Linked DNA regions of Mus musculus: region 2 is linked to region 1. The links are chromatin loops, found by intact Hi-C in ENCODE. Cell type or tissue: heart. All regions are shown on one strand. Links, peaks and the distances in the headings refer to the core of each region. The heading gives the core; the rest is flanking DNA. Region 1 holds the start of Gm26583 (a long non-coding RNA gene). Region 2 overlaps Pacs2 (phosphofurin acidic cluster sorting protein 2).

Region 1 (8,746 bases), core at 575-8,574:
GTGAACCCTCTGGGACCATATCTAGAAAACTCACATCCTTGGGCCTTCTGCTTTGGAGGCCTGGATAGCTCACACTGAAGCCAACTCCAGGGGGGAGGGCAGTTGAAACTGTGTTTTTCCAAGCCCCAAATCCCCACCCTAACCTGAAGCGGCTCTGAATGAGCCCACAGAGCTGTGATTAGAATACGTGGCAGGCATCTGCTGTAGTTGTCAGGAAGAGCTCAGCTGTCCCAGAATGACAGAGCCATTGGGGAGGGACAGAGATGGCAGCTGTGGGGGCAAAGGCTATAAATGTGGGGAAACGGGGACAGATCTCCATTCCTGGATGGAATGAGATGGCTAATTTGGAGTCTTGGCAGACCCCAGGCAGACGGGACAGAGATGGGGCTGCTTCCCTTGGCAATGCCCAGCTCGCAGCATTTCCTGCTTCCCCTCCACTAGCAAGCAGTCCCTCCCCTAACAAGTTCGGGCCCACTGGCTGCTTTACTCCTCCACAAAAAAAAAAAAAAAAAAAAAAAAAAAAAAGAGAGAGAGCATGATGCAGTGGACACAGGGACCCTCAGAGTCTGCTGAGACCTGAGAAGGCTCTAACTCAGCTCTAGTGGAAGGAAGCAAGAAACGTGTCCTGACCACCAGATGCAGAGAAAAGATGCTGCTGCAGCAGCAGCAGCAGGAGACTGGGGCCAAGGAGGAGGCAGTGCTGGGGGGAAAGGGCAACACACAGGAATGGCACAAGGATGTTGGAGTGCTAGGGGGTGTAATGAGACACTCTTAGCCCACCTGCTCTACTTTTTGTATTGTTTGAAGCCATTATGTTGGCAGCCCTGGGAGGCGGCTTCCCCAGCCTTGTGGTGACCACCTGCCTCGGAGCCCCAGAAGCTGGGTGGGAGTGACTTTAAGATATGGTGCCTGGAAGACAGTGCTGGATGTTTGGCCCTGGTGATGCAAGGATCAGGCTAAGTAATCCCTCTGTGGCTCTGTCAGTGGGCAGACTGGGTAGTGCTGAGAAAGGAAGGGCTGAACTCATTGGGCAGTACTGAGAGGCTGGCATAGACAGGACTTTTGGGTGGGGTTCAGTAGACATCATCTGGAGTCACAGCAAAGACTGGGTTACTGTGCCCTTCCAGTGAGTGACCCATCTCCTGGGTACCTGTGCGGTCCTGATGTAGCCTGGTTAGTTTGATACACCTGTCACACTCTTCTTTGCCTCCTTGGCCCAGCATTAGCCACTTCAACACTGCCCCTGATTAGGACCCTTCTCCTGGCAGCTGTTTGAGATACCTTGCACCTACTGGCTCCTCTCTTGTCACACTATTCAAAGGTCCAGCGAGACAAGTCATAGAACAAAATGTGTCCTATTTTGTGAGACAGCCAGGCCAGGCTGTAGACACCTGGATCTGTAAAAGCAGATGCCCACAGGTCTCCTGGCCCTACTACTCAGTCTGCAGGAAGTGGGAAGCCCTTGGCTTCCAACCCTGCCCTTTATCAGCCTTCATGGCTTCCTGCCATAAAAGTGGCCGGCTCCCCCACCTTGGCGCCAGGACGTCGGGTCAGTGGTGACTCACCCGTTGCCCAGCATGAGGACGCCTTGGCCCCATGTCCTCCTGCCTACCTTCACAGCACGTGTGCCTGGCCACTAGGTCTCACAACAGACTGGCTTCTCTAAGGCCCTCAAGGCAGGGTACACCTCTGCTTCTGGGCCGTGAGCTTACCTCCACTGGTCTGTCCCACTCTACCCACAGAGACCCTTGCCATTCCTTGTCATGGGGTCCTGCCCACACCCCACTACACCCTACAGCTCCATCAGCCTTACCTTCACGTGCTCTCTTCTGCCTCCTGAATCCCAAGTATGAGACCTGTCTCTTCTGGGTAAGACTTTTGTGCCCTGTTTTGGCCTGGCTCTAGGAAGATGTCCCAGTGTAACTCCTACATAACTCCCACTCTAGGGCCTCAGGATGTCTCTCCCAGCCCTTTCCACTCTGAGCGCTCCCATTCCCTGGGCTTATCTCTGAGCATTAGTGGACTGTTAACAGTAGCCCAAGGTATGCTGCTCCTGGCAGACTGCCCCTCCTCCTTCACTGAGGTGCACCCTTTGCTTAGCATAGCTCAGTATTGTAAGATTGTGTGTAAAAATGGGAGCTGGAGTTGGGGAGGAGAGGCCCTTGGCCCCAACATCCAGAAGGCTGGTGGCAAACTGGGGAAAGACAGGATGTTTGAGTGGGCTTTTTGTCTACAGGGGAAAGAAACTTGCTCTCCTTTGCAGAGGCCTTGTGTTCACCACAAAGTTCCTTATTTATACGAGCTGCAAACCAGCTCTTAGGGCTTCCTGCCTCTGCCTGCTGAGCCAGTGGAGAAGGTGTGATGGTTGCTAACTTGACACAACCAGTCACCTAGGAAGAAGCAATGTTAACTGAGGAATTGTCCCCACGTTTGGCCTGTGGGTATGTCTACATGGCATCTTCTTGCTGTTTGATGTGGGAGGGCACAGCTCACTGCAGGCCATGCCATCTGGGAAAGCTGTGCTGGGCTATCTAAGGAAGCAAGCTGAGCAAGCCTTGGAGAGCAGGATGGTGAGCAGCGGTCCTCCACGGTTCCTGCCCTGATTTCCTTCAATGATGGACTGTGACCAGGATGTGTAAGCCAAAAGAACCTTTTTCTTCCCCCCAAGGTGGGTTTGCTCAGCATTTTAAAATCACAGCAACAGGCTGGAGAGATGGCTCAAGGTTGAGAGCACTTGCTCTTGCAGAGTGAGCCAGATTCACTCCCCTGAACCCACACGATGGTTCACAGCGACCTGCAATTCTTGTTCTAGGGATCGGATACCCTCTTCTGATCTTTGCAAGCACTGAGTATGCATGTGGTACACATTCATGTGTGCAGGCAAAACATTCACATAAAATAAATCTAAAACTTAAAAAAGTCCAAAGAAAGCAAAGCACGATGGAAGGGGTGTAACACCTGTGTCCCGTCTGGCCTGAATATGGCTGTGTACAGCCTGAGCTTGTGACAATGCTCACTCCAAGTTCTCATTCTGAGTCACTGTCAATGAGCTGGTAAAGTTTGCACATTTGCCAGGAACATCCCCAGAAGCCCCCATGGGCTGGTAAGCCTGATTCCACCTCATCATCCTAGATATTTATTTTATTTATTTACTTTCAAGATGGTTTTTCCGTGTAGCCTTGGCTGTTCTGGAACTTGCTGTGTAGACCAGGCTGGTCTTGAACTCATAAGATCCATCTGCCTCTGCCTCCCAAGTGCTGGAATTAGAGGCACGGGCCTCCATCACCCAGACATCCTGGATCTTTCTGTTCAGAGAACCCTGTCCACCTTGTAAGCCCCTAAACATAACTGTACTAGAACCCATTTCTCCACATCTCTATGAGCCCCTGTCCAGATCCTTACTTGGAAGCAGCCCTTGCCTTCTCCACCCCACACCGAGCTTGTGGAGGGCACCTCCCAGCTCTCCAGCCCATTCTGTTATTCCCAGAGGAAGGCTGGCATGCTACTCTACCAAGTTGCTGCCTGGCTGTCTAGCACAGCCTCACTTCTACTGTGCTGGGAACAGGAGGTCTATCTGCCCTCAGCTCACCAAGTTTAACTTGGCCTTCTCTCCAGACTTCAACCTTGGACTAAGCTGGGGCCTCTGGGCCTGCCAGGCCTCCACCTAAGCAGCAGGGCTAGCATGGGCGCTCAGCTTTGCTGCCCAGGTGCCTCTGCTAACACCCTCTCTATTCTGCCGCCTTCGAGTTGGGCTGGGGCACAAGGTGCATTATGCACTAAAGCTCCTGGAGATGCTTGGAGTTCCTCTTTGCTCCTCCCCGGCCAGGGTCAGCAGGAAGGAGAGTATGGCAGGATGAGGCTCAGGACAAGCTGGATCCAAGGTCAAGTTGAGGATTTAAAAAGTGGGTGATGGTTGAGACGGGTCTCACCAGTTTGGGGCCACTGCTCTCATGGGTCTTAGCCAGGCCCATTGTTTGGGGACAATAGTTCCCCTGAGCTAGGTTCCTCTCCCAACAGGAAAACCATAAAGTCTGCCCATTAACACTGCCCACGGCCACTTTGAAGGCCTGGGGAGGCTTCAGGTGCCAAGTGTAGCCCCACCCATTGCCAACCTGCTCCAGCTCAGGCACCCTAGGGATGTCAGTCAGCCCTTCAGGCTCAGGGTACGGACACAGGCTCTGACCACCAAGGAGACATGGCCTACCTCACTAGGTAGAGCTCAGGAACATGTTGGGGGCTTAGCCCCCTATCCAAGAATCCTTCCTAAAACCCACAATGGGCTGGAGATCCTTATCTGCAGAGCTTACTCTCCACTGAATGGAGACACCCCCCCCCCAACCATTGTACCTAAAGCTGACTTGATACCTCAATGTCCCCTAAGAGGCAAGGGTACTTTTTGCAGAGTGGCTGAGTCCTGTGACAGGGTAGAGATAAGGGTTAGAGAACTGGGTCTCAACCTTCCCCATGCTGCAACCCTTTAATACAATTTCTCATGTTGTGGTGACCCCCAGACAGACATTATAGTCATTGATACTACATAGTTGTAACTTTGTAATTATGTAAATTTTATAATTATGAATCATGAATATCTGTATTTGCCGATGGTCTCAGGTGACCCTTGTGAAAGGGTCGTCTCACCCCCAAAGTTCTGTCCACAGGTTGAAAACCACTGTGTTGGAGGGTGCTGACTGTAGGGCAACAACCTGAGGACAAAAAAAAGCCTTGAACATGTGTTGTTGCTCTGGGAGCTGTGTGCTAGCTCATATCTTCGCCAGTCCTCCCACTAAGCTTGGCTGGTTCGGGGTACCCCCTATTTATGGGACTGCAGGGTAGGGGTGAGGCAGTGATGGGGCCAGTCTGCTGCACTGCCCAAGCAGTGACCGCACCCTTGATCTGTGCTGACTGTTAAGAGTGAAGGGCCTTCAGAAAGTAGTACTGCACACAGCCACCAGAGGGTGCAAGCCCAGGCTTGTGGCCAATCACATCAATTCACTGCAAATAACTGATGTATCAGTAAGTCCTGTACCTCTGAGGTTCAGTGCCAGGGTCTGCCTTCTTCATTTCACTGTGCCTTCCCCATTTCTGCCTAGCTGTCACCCCCACGCCCACCCCACCCCCAGTGTTTAGTGGTCCAGGGCAGTATAAGCTAAAAAAAGCTTGTTAGCTGTGGGCTCTGGTCTGACTCACAAAGCAATGGTACTGAATATTAAACTCCATCTAGGCCTAGACCACCAGGGGAGGCTCAAGCAGCTACTGTTTTAAGTGTACACTCTCATGAGTGACTAGATTCCTGCTCGCTTGCCTCCGGGATAAGGCACACCACCTTATAGGTCATATGAAAACCCCAGCACTGACAGGGATAAGCAGGTTTCTAGGAACTTGGGAGCACGCTACCTCCTCTAGGGTGCTCCCAGGCAGGGCTATACAGGGCTTTTTTGAGTTAGCCTGTTTGTTGCCCATGGATGGGCCCCTGCACCCTTGGAGGATGCAGATGCGGGTGCAGAGGGCCACACAAGCTTCAGGAGGTGCAGAGAATAGGACAGGAAGGAAGCCCCAACAGGTGAAAGTGGGGGCACCCTCAACAGACAGCACCATAGCCATATGCAACACTAACCTGTATTGTGTACGTATGTCACCTGGGTACAGCCACCCCTCACTCTGGGGTGCGTGCGGAGGCTTCCTTGGTGCCTCCCACCCCAGCAGTCACTGAAATGGGCTAGACTGGGTGGGGAAAAGCCAAGCAGGTGTTTTGTCCCAGCGAGCACAAAGTTTCTTCTGTGCCCAAGAGAGGCCCAAGATTTGGGTTACACCCTAAGACTTGGGCTAAGGAAGTCAGACACTCCCCGCTACACTGACTTAGGTAGGATTCTGGCATAGGCCCAGAGGAGGGGGCTGTGGGGCTGCAGGGTTGGGGGCCTACAGCAAATTAAGGTTATAGCAATCCATAGGGTTTAGGGGCTGATGGATCTCTTCACTAAAGTCAAGGTCTTCCAGGGGCTGGCCCAGGCTTGGCTCACTAGACTGGAAGGACTCCCAAGAAACCACCCTAGACCCAGTTCCAGCTACTGCCTAAAAGTCCATTGTCCACAGCTCCTGAGTTGGCCTTGGAAAAGGGAAAGAGAGAAAGAGGGAGTCCATTGGTTTTAGATTGGGACCCTGTCTGGTGTGCACACTTGAGCACCCAGAGCTCTACTGCTCTATGCTGAGAAGAGAGCAATTAGAACCCAGGCTATCCATCATGCAGGAAGCAATCTCCATGAGGTACCAAACAGTCTCCCTTTACTTAACTCCTGCTCTACACCTCTTAGAAGGGAGGCCAGAGAGAAATTCTGGGTCTAACAGGTATCCTAAGATGCACGTACCCCACTACTCCACTTCCTCACTAACACCATTGAGGCCCTGCTTCCCTGGTCTCTGGAGTTTCTTGTAGGGTACCTACCATCTAGAGGTATTACAGAGGCAAAGATATATCCAGCTAGATCCATGCCCATTCCATGTATTCTCTCACACTGTCAAGGTGTATCCATCCCCTGGTCCTAGACAGGTATCTGGGCAAAGGATGTGGCCAAACCTCAGTCTCCACCTTCTAACTATGTATAAAAGGAGTGCCCCAACCCCACCCCACACAGGGCTTGTTCCACTCCTGCTCAGTAGTGTACAGAGGACAAAGCACCTGATCAGAGAACCCAGGTCCAGGGCAGGCTGGACAGGCTTCTCAATGGGTACAATAGCTCAGGAGGGAACAGCTCCAAGTGGGAACAGTGCCTCACAGCCTTGCACGGCTGCAACTTCTCATTCTGTGGCCCAGTTCCCTCTAAAGACAGAAACACGCTCTGCCAAGCCTCACATGTCTAGGTTTACAGGAACCTTGCTGACTGCTACTGTATTGCCCCAGTGATCCTCAGTTTGCAGAGGATGGTGGCAACCATGAAGTACTAGGTTCCTCAGTTTAGGGGGCTGGCAAGACACTTGGATAGTGTACCATACATGTAGTGTCCCCTGCACCTCCCTCCTCCTGGCAGGAAGACAGAAGGCAGAGGAGGCTGGGAGATATAAGCTATCCTGTCTGCTCAGCACTCAAGTGTGCATACCACACAGAGTCTCAGTCTAGAATCCAGGATCCAATGGATTCCCTCATTTCCTAATTCCCTCTTCTAAGGTCCAGTGTGGTAAGGACTAGTTTTTCCCAGGAGGCTATCTGAGGCACTGCTCTGCACTCTGAGAAGACCCCAGGCAGGAGGATTCTGTTGTGATAACCCCAGTCAGAAAAAGCAGGCAGAGATGGACTAATTGCATGCACAGTGGGGTCATCCAGACCCAGTGCTCCTTGAGCTTCACACTAGTGCTGCTCATAGACACACACAAGGCTATGACCTCAGCTCAGAAGCATCCTGCCCATTTCACGGCTGCCCCCTACTGGGCCCTTCCTCCTCAACACCCGGCTCTCCCCAACCCAGGTCCCACATTTCAGGACACACACACACACACACACACACACACACACACACACACACACTTTGCTACTCACCTATCTCCTACGGACTGTCCTCACTCAGCACTGTCCACCTCCCTACACCCCTGTGTTCTAACTCTATCCGTGGTAGTGAGCAACTCATCTAACTACCTTACAAGAGCGCTCCAGCCTTCCCGGCCCTTGCTCCATTTTCCAGACCTTTCCTCCTGCTGGCTCCTGGGCAGACAAGGCACAGCTGGGGAGCAGGCCTCCTCCCACTTCTCCTCCCAGGGCACTTGGTTCTTTTTCCTGAGCTCCCACCTCCCACCCCTCACCCTGTACTCTCTCCATGCCACAGGCAAGTCCTGCTGTATAAAAACGTACAAACATACTAAAACTGTTCTCCCCTACCACAGTTGTGATCTCACTTCTGGGAAGGGCCTTTGAGCCTGGTTCCATATCCCCATACACAATCCCAAAGCATCGTGCAGTCTTTCCGTCACAATCACTTCCTACCTGTCTGACCATCCACTCATCTGCAGCCGCCACAACTCACCACCTCAGGCCTGGCCCCCACAACTCACCACCTCAGGCCTGGCCCCCACAACTCACCACCTCAGGCCTGGCCCCCACAACTCACCACCTCAGGCCTGGCCCCACAACTCACCACCTCAGGCCTGGCCCCCACAACTCACCACCTCAGGCCTGGCCCCCACAACTCACCACCTCAGGCCTGGCCCCCACAACTCACCACCTCAGGCCTGGCCCCCACAACTCACCACCTCAGGCCTGGCCCCCACAACTCACCACCTCAGGCCTGGCCCCACCTCCTGATCTGAAAGCCAAGTGGTCTGCATGCAAGGCTGCATCCAGGGAAGGGAGGCCGGAGTTAACTGCACCGAGGGCACTCTGTAGACCTTCTCGTGAAGAGGCCCAGGAGACAGCTTGCAGGCTTCTTGGCAGAGGGTTCTGTGCAGGAGGACTAAAGGTTCATTCTAACTGATGGGGCAGGGCCAGAACTCCACACAGACTGTGCTAGACATCAACAGGAAGCTGCACACAGGTGTACATGGCCTGCTGGTCTCACTTCCTGGGTGCTGCTGATAAACCTCACTAAGACGCTACTGGGTAGCCACAAGGACTCGTCCTAAGCAGGAGGCTGAGGCCTAAGATGCTCCGGGCAGTTCAAGACAATGAATGGACACCGGGAACGGTAGGAAGCATCCTGCCTGCAGGAAGCTGATGTGAAGTTAAAGGCACAGACCCCAGACTATGGTTGCCTAGTATAGAGAA
Region 2 (8,746 bases), core at 292-8,291, 89 kb after region 1:
CTTTTTTTTTTTTTTTTTTTTTGAGACCACTTTCTCACTGATCCTGGAGTATACCAGTTGTCTTAGACTGCCTGGCTACAGAACCTGAGATTCTCCTCTGCCTCTGCAGTGTGACATTTTACTTGGAGGCTGGGGATGGAACTCAGGTGCATGGCAAGTTCTTAGCCAACAGATCCAGCTCTCCATCCCCAAAGCCTGTCTGTAACAGTGGTTTTGCAGAGGAAAGTTGCTCACTATGTAGCCTTGGCTGGCCTGGAACTCATTCTGTAGACCAGGCTGGGCTCAGAATCCCAGGGATCTGCCTGCCTTTGCCTCCAGAGTGCTGGGGTTAAAGGTGTTAGCTACCATTCCAGCCAAAGTGTTAAATTGTGATGGAGTCAGATTTATCAGTCCTTTGTCTGACTGTTCGTCTCTGCTTCCCTTTCTGTGGGCAGCACATTGGATGCAGCTTTTGTCGTCAGGGTGAGAAAGCTAGACTCTATTTTCCTTTCTTCAGTTGTTCTGGATATTCTAGTGCCCACGCATATGAGAGGTAAAGTCGGTGTGTTGATTTTGACAGAACCACACAACCCTTCTTGTGATTTCACTAGAATAGTACTAAATGGATAAACCAGTTTGGGGAGAACTGATGTGCAGCCCGTAGCCTGGCTCTCCACTTCCTTCTGTTGTTGAGCTTGTTCACCAGCATGCAGAGCTTCCTTGAAAATCGTATTTGCTTGTTATTATTTGTGTGTTTGTGTAGATGTTGGGGCGGGTGCATGAGTGTGGGTCAGAGGACAGTTTTGTGAGGTTAGTCAGCTTCTCACTTTTTATGTGGGTTCCAGGGCTCAGACTCTGGCTGCCAGGCTTGTGCAGTGAGTGACTTCACTTGCCAGCCCAGCGTTTGGAGTTTCTAGCATGCATTTACTTTAGATATATTTTCTCTATTTGGAGATAATATGAGTGAATGTTTTTTGAACACTTGACTTCCATTTGTTTACTGGGAACAGTGTGTGGTTCATAATCACTTTTTATAGGTATCCTGGCCAGTGGGAACTTGTCCTGACCCTTCCTGCGTTCCTTAGGTTTCTCTGTGCACAATCCTGGAGTCTGTAGACAATGGCGGTTTGCGTCTCCCTTTCCTGACCTCATGTCTTTGGTTGCCTTGCTTTGCCTGTCGACCCAGGCAGGCAGGACAGGGCCGTGTGAGACACGGGCAAGGACAGTCAAGGCAGCCCACATCCTGTCTTCAGGGAAGCAAGTCTCTGCTACTCCCGTGACAGGTGCAGACTGGGAGATCCCTTCTCTTCCCGACTCACTGAGAGGTCTAGCATGAATATCAGAACTGCCTCTGGAGCTTCTGCAGACTACCACATTCCTCCTGCACAGTCCAAGAGGCTCCACGCATCTCCAGTTGTTGCCATAGCAACCTCACTTGATGCCAGCTTTCCGTGTCAGTTGACTTCTGGCACGATAGCAAACAGTCAAAGAATCGACTTAGAGGACTCAGAGTTAGAGAGATTGCTTTCAGTCTGCGGCACAGTGGGACATCATGATGGCAACATGGGTGTAATGAGACTACAGGCCTGACAGTCAGCACAGCCAAAACCTAGGAAGAGTCTGGCTCCCACAGTCCTCTACTGGGTCCTCCTCCTAAAGGGCATGTCCTCCACTAGGTCCCACAGTCCCTAATGGCATGTCTTCCACTGGGTCCCACAGTTCCTCTTTTTTTTTTTTTTTTTTTTTTTTCGAGACAGGGTTTCTCTGTGTAGCCCTGGCTGTCCTGGAACTCACTCTGTAGAGAGACCAGGCTGGCCTCGAACTCAGAAACCCACCTGTCTCTGCCTCCCAAGTGCTGGGATTAAAGGCGTGCGCCACCACCGCCCAGCCCACAGTTCCTCTTAAGGGTGTGTCTTCCACTGGGCCCTCTTCCTAAAGCTTCTACTACCCATAGGCACTAAGCCTTTAATACTTCTACTACCCATTTAATACTTCTACTACCCATAGGTACTAAGCCTTTAATACTTGGTCTCTTGAGAAAACTGAACCAAATTGAGGGTACAGATGGGTTTTTTCTCATTTAGCTTATTGATATGGTAAGTTAAAATGATTTTCAAATGCTGAACCAGTATTTCATCCCTGGAACATCCCCCATTGGCTGTGTATATTAATATCTTTATGTCTTGCTAGATTTAGCTTGCAAATACCTGTGGAAGGACTTTACATCTGTATTCATGACATCGGCCTGTAGTGTGCTTTCCCTGGCCTCTTCTTCTCATCTCTGTCCTGCTCCTCATCTTGTATCTTTTTTAATAAGGTCTGGCTGAGTAGCCCAGGCTGGCCCAGGTCATCTTATCTCAGCCTCCCGAGTGCTGGTACTGTGGGTGAGTGCCAGCCACCACACCCAGCTTTTGTGGTTTCTTTATGGTGCTGTTTTTTTTGTCTGTGTTGATAGAAAGGCAATGCTAATCTCATAAGTGGAGGCAGTCCTTTCTCTTCTGCTTTCTGGAAGGTTATGTGGATATGTTTGTTTTTCCCTCTGCCCTGAATTAGGGATGTAGTCCTGTGTGTCAGACATGGTCAGCAAGCAGTACTCTTGCCTCTGGATTAGCTGGATTTTCTTCTTCAGAACATTTGGGCTTCACTGACTTTACTTAATAGATAGTACTGTTCTGTTACCAGTTTCAGCTTGGTAGGCTTTGGAGATTGGGGGCTGTAAGTTGTTACATTTTATCTGCTTGAGGAGTAGGTATCGGAGATCTCTAGTTCTCTCTTTTATTCCCAATAAAGAGAATTTTCTTTTTTCTTTTTTTAATCTTTGTTTGGCTGACGGTTTTGGAATTTTCTCAATCTTTGCAAAAGAGTAACATCTGGTTTTTATTTTCCCTATTTCAAGTTGTTTCTGAGTATCTCTATTGTCTCCTTATGCTTTGTTGGTGTTCAGTTTGCACTCTCCCTCTTCTGGTTTCTTATTGTTTTATGCAGCTTATCCTGTTCAGTGGGAATCTTTCGACTGAAACACTAATGCCTGCACAGATCCTGACATACTGTCTTCACATTGTTTCCATTCCGGAGGCTTTCTAGTTTCCTTTGAGATACTCTGTTTCTGCAGGTCCATTTCCTAGGTAACTGTGTCTTCTACTTGTTGTGGCTTCTCAGTAGCCACCTCTCATCTGTGGCTTCATTCCCATACTTCTTCAAGTTCTGCTCGGGTATGAAAACATTACACAGAAATCTCCAGAAAGAGACAGCTTGCAAGTTTTCAGGTACACCAGCTATCCCAGAGAGTGAGAGAAGTCCCTTGGCTTCTCAGAGTTGTACGCACAGCCCTACTGGTTACCCTGGAGGCTAATCAGAAACTGCCCATAAGTAGGCAAAGCTTGTCTCCATGTACCTCAAAGGCTTTAGAGCAGAATATCGAGCTGAGTTCATGTCTGCTTCGTGGAGGTGGCAGCATGGGATAGGGGCAGCCAGGCCTGGGTGGGAGGATGTCTTCCTATAGCTACAAGCTATACTGCTGCGTTAGTGCAGGCACTCTGGCCTTTGGAAGCCTCTTGTTCTTGAATCTCACATGATTGGCTTTCCGATGTTTCTTCTCTGGTGTTTCCATCTAGTCCCTCCTAGTTGGTGCCTCTCCTAGGGACACCCAAGTGTAGCTGTGGTGTCCTTGCCTCTCCTAGGGACACCCAAGTGTAGCTGTGGAGTCCTTGCCTCTCCTGGGGACACCAAGTGTAGCTGTGGAGTCCTTGCCTCTCCTAGGGACACCAAGTGTAGCTGTGGAGTCCTTGCCTCTCCTGGGGACACCAAGTGTGGCTGTGGAGTCTTTGCAGCTCTCTAGGCAGCTGGGCAGTGTACCTAGGACGTCTGCTGCAAGTCTGAGCCCTGTGTCTTGCAGGTTGTGTAGCCTGACCCTGAAGAAGCTGGCAGTGCTCCGGGAACTGGAAAAAGAACTCCTGTCCGTGGTGATTGCCGTCAAGATGCAGGTAACCCTCACTGCACACACACAAGTGTGGCCAGCCTCACTTCTCACTCGGTCCCTGAACCCTCACCACTGAGCCACCTACCCAGGGCTTTTGCTCATGCCTGTCCCAGGTAATAGGCTTGAGTAGTAACAAGAAGAGACAGGACATGGGGCTCTCTGGACTAGAACCTGCCCCAGTGTTTTGCTGTTCTTTGGAGAGCCTGTGACTGGATGAGCTTGGATCCCACCCTTCTGGGCAGAGCATCCCTGGCCCTCCAGATGTGTCTGCTAGCCCTTTGGGCTGCCTCTGTTGTGTTGGGGACTGGCAGGTTACAGGTTGACTCTCAGGGGACAGGATGTGGATTTTGACTCCTGGCTGCTCAGATGTAGCTCAGGGTGACCCTCTGTGCATGGGTGGCACATGCAGGGCAAGTGGCAGGCAGCCCCACACAAGGCCTGTGTGTGCCTGGGTAAAGGGGGCAACTGTTTATTACCTTACTCCTCACCCTCTGTCAGGGAGTATGTGGGTCCTGCTGAGGTAACCTATTTTTGACACCCGCCCCCCATACTGCCTATGGTATTGGACACACCCCAGACCTGTTGTAATAGTGTGCTTAGCACTTCGCCTGTCATTCAGGGTCTCCTCTGCCACACAGAACCCTCCATCTATGCAGGACCCTCCTATTTTGCCCTGAGATGTGTGGTTGGAGTTCAAGGAGGCCTGGCTTCTGTTTATGGTTGGAGGTGCTGTGGATTCTTGGCATCTAAGCAGGCAGGCAAGTCTCCACCAGCTTGGCTTTGTGCCAGACTGTGCCCTGTATCACCTGCGCAGTTTGAATCTATTGTAAACATCTTGTGCTCTTCCTGTCCCTGTGGCAGTGTCTTTTTTTAAATGGCATACTCTGTTGACCCCACACACCCATACCTGTGCACTGGCCTTCAGAGGCCATCGGTGGGCTGTGCTGTGCTGTGCTGTGCTGTGGTGACTGTTCCTCTGGCAGGAGCTGCTCTTGGTCTTCCACTTCTGTTTCTTGGGTAGAACCTTTTGGTGGAATCAGGTTTTAATCCTGCTCCTGCTTCCCTACCCAGTGAGGCCTTTGTCATGCTAGTTCAGAGTGCTGGTGTGAGGATGCTCTCTGCTGGTTTGCTTTAATATGCTCTAGACTAGAAGGCTGTTTCCTTCCAGGGTTCCAAGCGTGTCTTGAGATCACATGAGATTGTGTTGCCTCCTAGTGGACAAGTGGAAACTGACCTGGCTCTGACCTTCTCTCTCCAGGTAAGTGGGATACCTGGATAGTGAGGATTTGAGAAAGTCAGTGCTTTGGATAGTAAACTCTCCTTCCCATGGTGCCCAGGGTGATGGGCACACTTTGTTCAATACCCTGGAGATGGTGGACTCATTTCCTCCCAAGTGCCCTGAGTGACAGGTGTGCCCTGAGTACCCTGGGTGCTGGATGCCTTGTCAGAGCCACCTGTACTCTTTCTTACTTGGATCTCCTCTTGATCAAGAGTTATTATTAAACAATTAGAAAATACTGATATACTTTCTCCCCCTCTCATAATAAAGAAAACGGAATGATGAGGTCTCTGTTAGTTGTTTCATTGCTGGGACAAAATACCTGGTAAGAAGCACACTTCAGGGAGGAGGGCTTATATTGGCTCACAGTTTGAGGTAGAGTTCATTATGGTGGAAAAGTTGAGGCTGCAGGAGTTAGGCAGCTGGTCACATGGCATCCGCAGACGGGAAGCAGAGAGCACTGATTGCTGAAACTCGGCTTACCTCCTCCTCCAGCCTGGGGCCAGTGGAGTTTCCCACATCTGAGGTGGGTCTTTCCACCTCAGTTAACGCAGTCTTGACGATCCCACACAGGTGTGTTCCAAGGACAACCTAATCTAGGCAATCCTAACTGGAGCACCTCAGAGCCTGTCTCCTAGGTAATCCTAGATCCTTCCAGGTGACAAGCAAGGTTAAGCATCACATTGACAAACATATCAAGACAGGGTTGCTTTATTCTCTTGTTTAGCAAAGATTGGCAAGACTGTGTGGAAACAGTGTGTTAAGTTCAGAGTCCTTGTGGAGGAGGAAGCCTGCCAGCCCAGAGCATCTGGTTCTGGGCTTTGTGTACCACTGTGGGGGATCCAGTTTATGGAAGTGTAATGTACCAGTTTACACACCTGTGTCAAGTACGTGGCCCCAGTGACTTCTGAGAAGTGTGTTGATGAACAGCCTGCTTGGACACTAGAGGTTAACCCTGCTTCCAGAACTTACCCCAGGCTCTGGTTGTGAGCTCTAAGGACCCCATGGGAACTGTTTCCTCTGAGTGAAGCCCCTGTCACAAGTGCAAGTTCTAAGCATGTGCCGCTGTAGCAGATGGGACAATGTTGCTTGGTAGCCTAAGCAAGCAGTGCACAGGGTCATCCACAGAAGGCCCAGCTCCTCCCACATAGAGAAGACGATCAGAAACTTAGGGCCATGTTGTATATTGAGAAGGTGCCAGGCTGTCTTCAGATGTCACATGATAACTCATCCCAAGCAGTGCAGCAGATATGTTCCTCTAGTGTAGAAGTGGATCCCCTGATCTAAACAGAGGGCAGCCTCACAATGTTGCAGATTCTTGAGGGTAGGTTGACCCTGGAAGGTCTCAGCCGTGTTAGCAGGCGCTCCTCGGGGATGTTGTTGATCCTGCCGTCAGCAGCCAGGCTGCAGCAGGCGTCAGGAAGCTTCTTGTGCCCACAGTACCCCCACTTCCTGAAGCGGGAAGGCAACAAGCTGCAGATCATGCTACAGCGCAGGAAGCGGTACAAGAACAGGACGATCCTGGGCTACAAAACGCTGGCCGCGGGCTCCATCAACATGGCTGAGGTAGGCTTCCGGGCCGGTGTCAGGGCTCCAGAACACGATGAATTTATGCATCTGATAGACCATCCTCCAAGTCATCAGAGCACCCACAAGTTTGGGCTCCACTGTGGCATCACTCTGTGGATACTTCCCTGTCCCCAGTCCTATGCTACAAAGTGTGCTGCTCCAGTACTGTAACCATCTGTACCCCACTTCCCAGAAGAGTGCTTGGAGCTGCCTTTCCTGGACTCCTTCCTTACACGGGTTCTCCCTGGATGTCCCCTTAGTCTTTGCTCTGCCCCAGTAGCTCAGACGAGCACATGAGCCATGCCAGTAGAAAGACCTCAGAAGGGCAGAGAGCCAAAAGCTCCCATATCTCCTGGAAGCCATGCTGCTCTGCAGAGACTGAGGAGACAGGATGGTCTCCTAGGCAGGTGATGCCTCTGGGCTGAACAGCTGACCCTCATTGATACAGGAATGACTTTGGGAGAAGAGGCAGCTCAGCACTGGCCACTTTGTCCCTAAGTTATAGAGCTTTCCTCTTTTGGAGTTCCAGTTCGTGTCTGGGACAAGTATGCAGCTGTGTTGGTGGCCACCTGAGGCTGGAAGGTTGGCTGCAAGCCAGGATATGACACCGTCCTCAGCGTGAGCTACCCAAGGATTCGGGGCTACTCAGTGCCTCGTCAGCCACTGTGCGTTCAGGTCTCTCCATCCTGGCCTAAGCACTCAAGCCTGCCACATCCCGTCTCTTGGAACTTCCCTTGCCTTCCTGGCCTAAGGCTTTCCCTCTGATTCTATAGGCAGTTGCTGGAGTGACCATACCCAAAGTACATCTGCTACAGCACCTATGGTTTAAAGACTGCACGCTTCCTGTGCCCCGTCACTCCTAAGGTTCCCTCACTCAGTGTCTGTAGTTCCCAAAGGCCACTTTTCACACCTCCTAGGACCCTGCTCTACTCTTTACCCTCTTAAGCTTCCTTAACTTTGAAAATGAAAAAGGCTGTGAGGAGTAGAGAGGAGGAGGCGCCACAGAGTGACTTGGCTTTAGCTCCTCCTGTGTCACTCAGTGTCACCAGCTTCTGCTGGGCCAGAGGGTTTCCGAGTGCTGAACTGCTGAGCTATTGAAGCAGGAACTGCTGCTGTCCAGGATTGTGCCTAGCTGGCCAGTCCCAATCCAAGATGTTTCCAGAAGCCCAGCTGCAGCCCAGGGAGCCAAAGAGAGCATGAAGAAAAGGGCTGGCAGCAAAGCAGGGTTGAGAGCGGCACAAGCCTTTGCCAGGGCCTTGTCTGTGCGTCTGCCTGGGACCCTGCCTGGACCAGAAGGCTCTTTTGAGGTGAAGCAGCTGGTACAGCGTATGCTTCTGTCCAGGCAGGACCAGGCCCTGAGTTACCTGTGGCTCCATGTCAGGATGTTCCAGAGAGCAGTAGTCTGCTGAGGTCAGAGCAGGCGTTCAGGCCTGTCTTTAGCACGTCCTTTTTGTTCCCTACCCTCCCAGTAGAGGAAGCCGGAGAGCATGTTTTTCTAGGTAAAGAGACTCCACCTTATCCTGGTTCACACGTGCATGCACACATGCACACGCACACATACCATGCCTACACTGCACTCCCCCATCTTACCCAAGCCTGGGTGTCCCTCAACTCCTGTGGTCACATACCGGTGCTGCAGAGGTCAGCTTCCTAATGGATACTTGTTTTTGAGCTTCTGTTCGCACTTAGATCTGAGGCTACCTTAGGGAGGTGACAAGCACTTAGTGCATCTAGAGTGTTAGGGGAGAGAGGTTTTTCTTCCATGTGTCTCCTGTGCACACTTTGCGCATGAAGGCCCCAGTATCTGGCACAGGGTGGCTGGCCTGCCTTCCTGATTCAGTTTCTGAAATGTTGGTTAGAAAAAAATGTGAGCATCCTTTCTTTAATTTTCTTTACTGACTAGAGTTGTCATCCTAAATCAGTCCCCAATTTAAAAAAAT

The links. Peaks named below come from ENCODE experiments on the same cell type or tissue, not always from the same donor. Only the 100,000 strongest peaks of a DNase experiment are listed, where the experiment ranks them.
Region 2: it touches region 1 in a loop (9-fold over the local background); 4 of 42 quality-filtered maps call a loop at or near these places.

Annotation. Positions count from the first base shown.
Region 1 is chr12:112,951,087-112,959,832 of GRCm38, forward strand. Gm26583 (a long non-coding RNA gene) reads right to left here and starts at 3,203. Exons shown (of 2, transcript XR_381995.2): 1 at 1-3,203. It also overlaps a transcript of Brf1 not described here. In heart, for the core only: CTCF peaks have their summits at 4,939 (motif pointing right) and 7,388 (motif pointing left); DNase peaks (open chromatin) are centred at 1,545, 4,935 and 7,404; H3K27ac peaks cover 2,590 bases.
Region 2 is chr12:113,040,352-113,049,097 of GRCm38, forward strand. It overlaps Pacs2 (phosphofurin acidic cluster sorting protein 2), which reads left to right. Exons shown (of 24, transcript NM_001081170.1): 2 at 3,875-3,962; 3 at 5,127-5,216; 4 at 6,678-6,803. Among named protein-coding and RNA genes, the nearest start is that of Tex22, 30 kb to the right of the region's middle. In heart, for the core only: a CTCF peak has its summit at 5,184 (motif pointing left); no DNase peak of the experiment used is centred there; H3K27ac peaks cover 329 bases.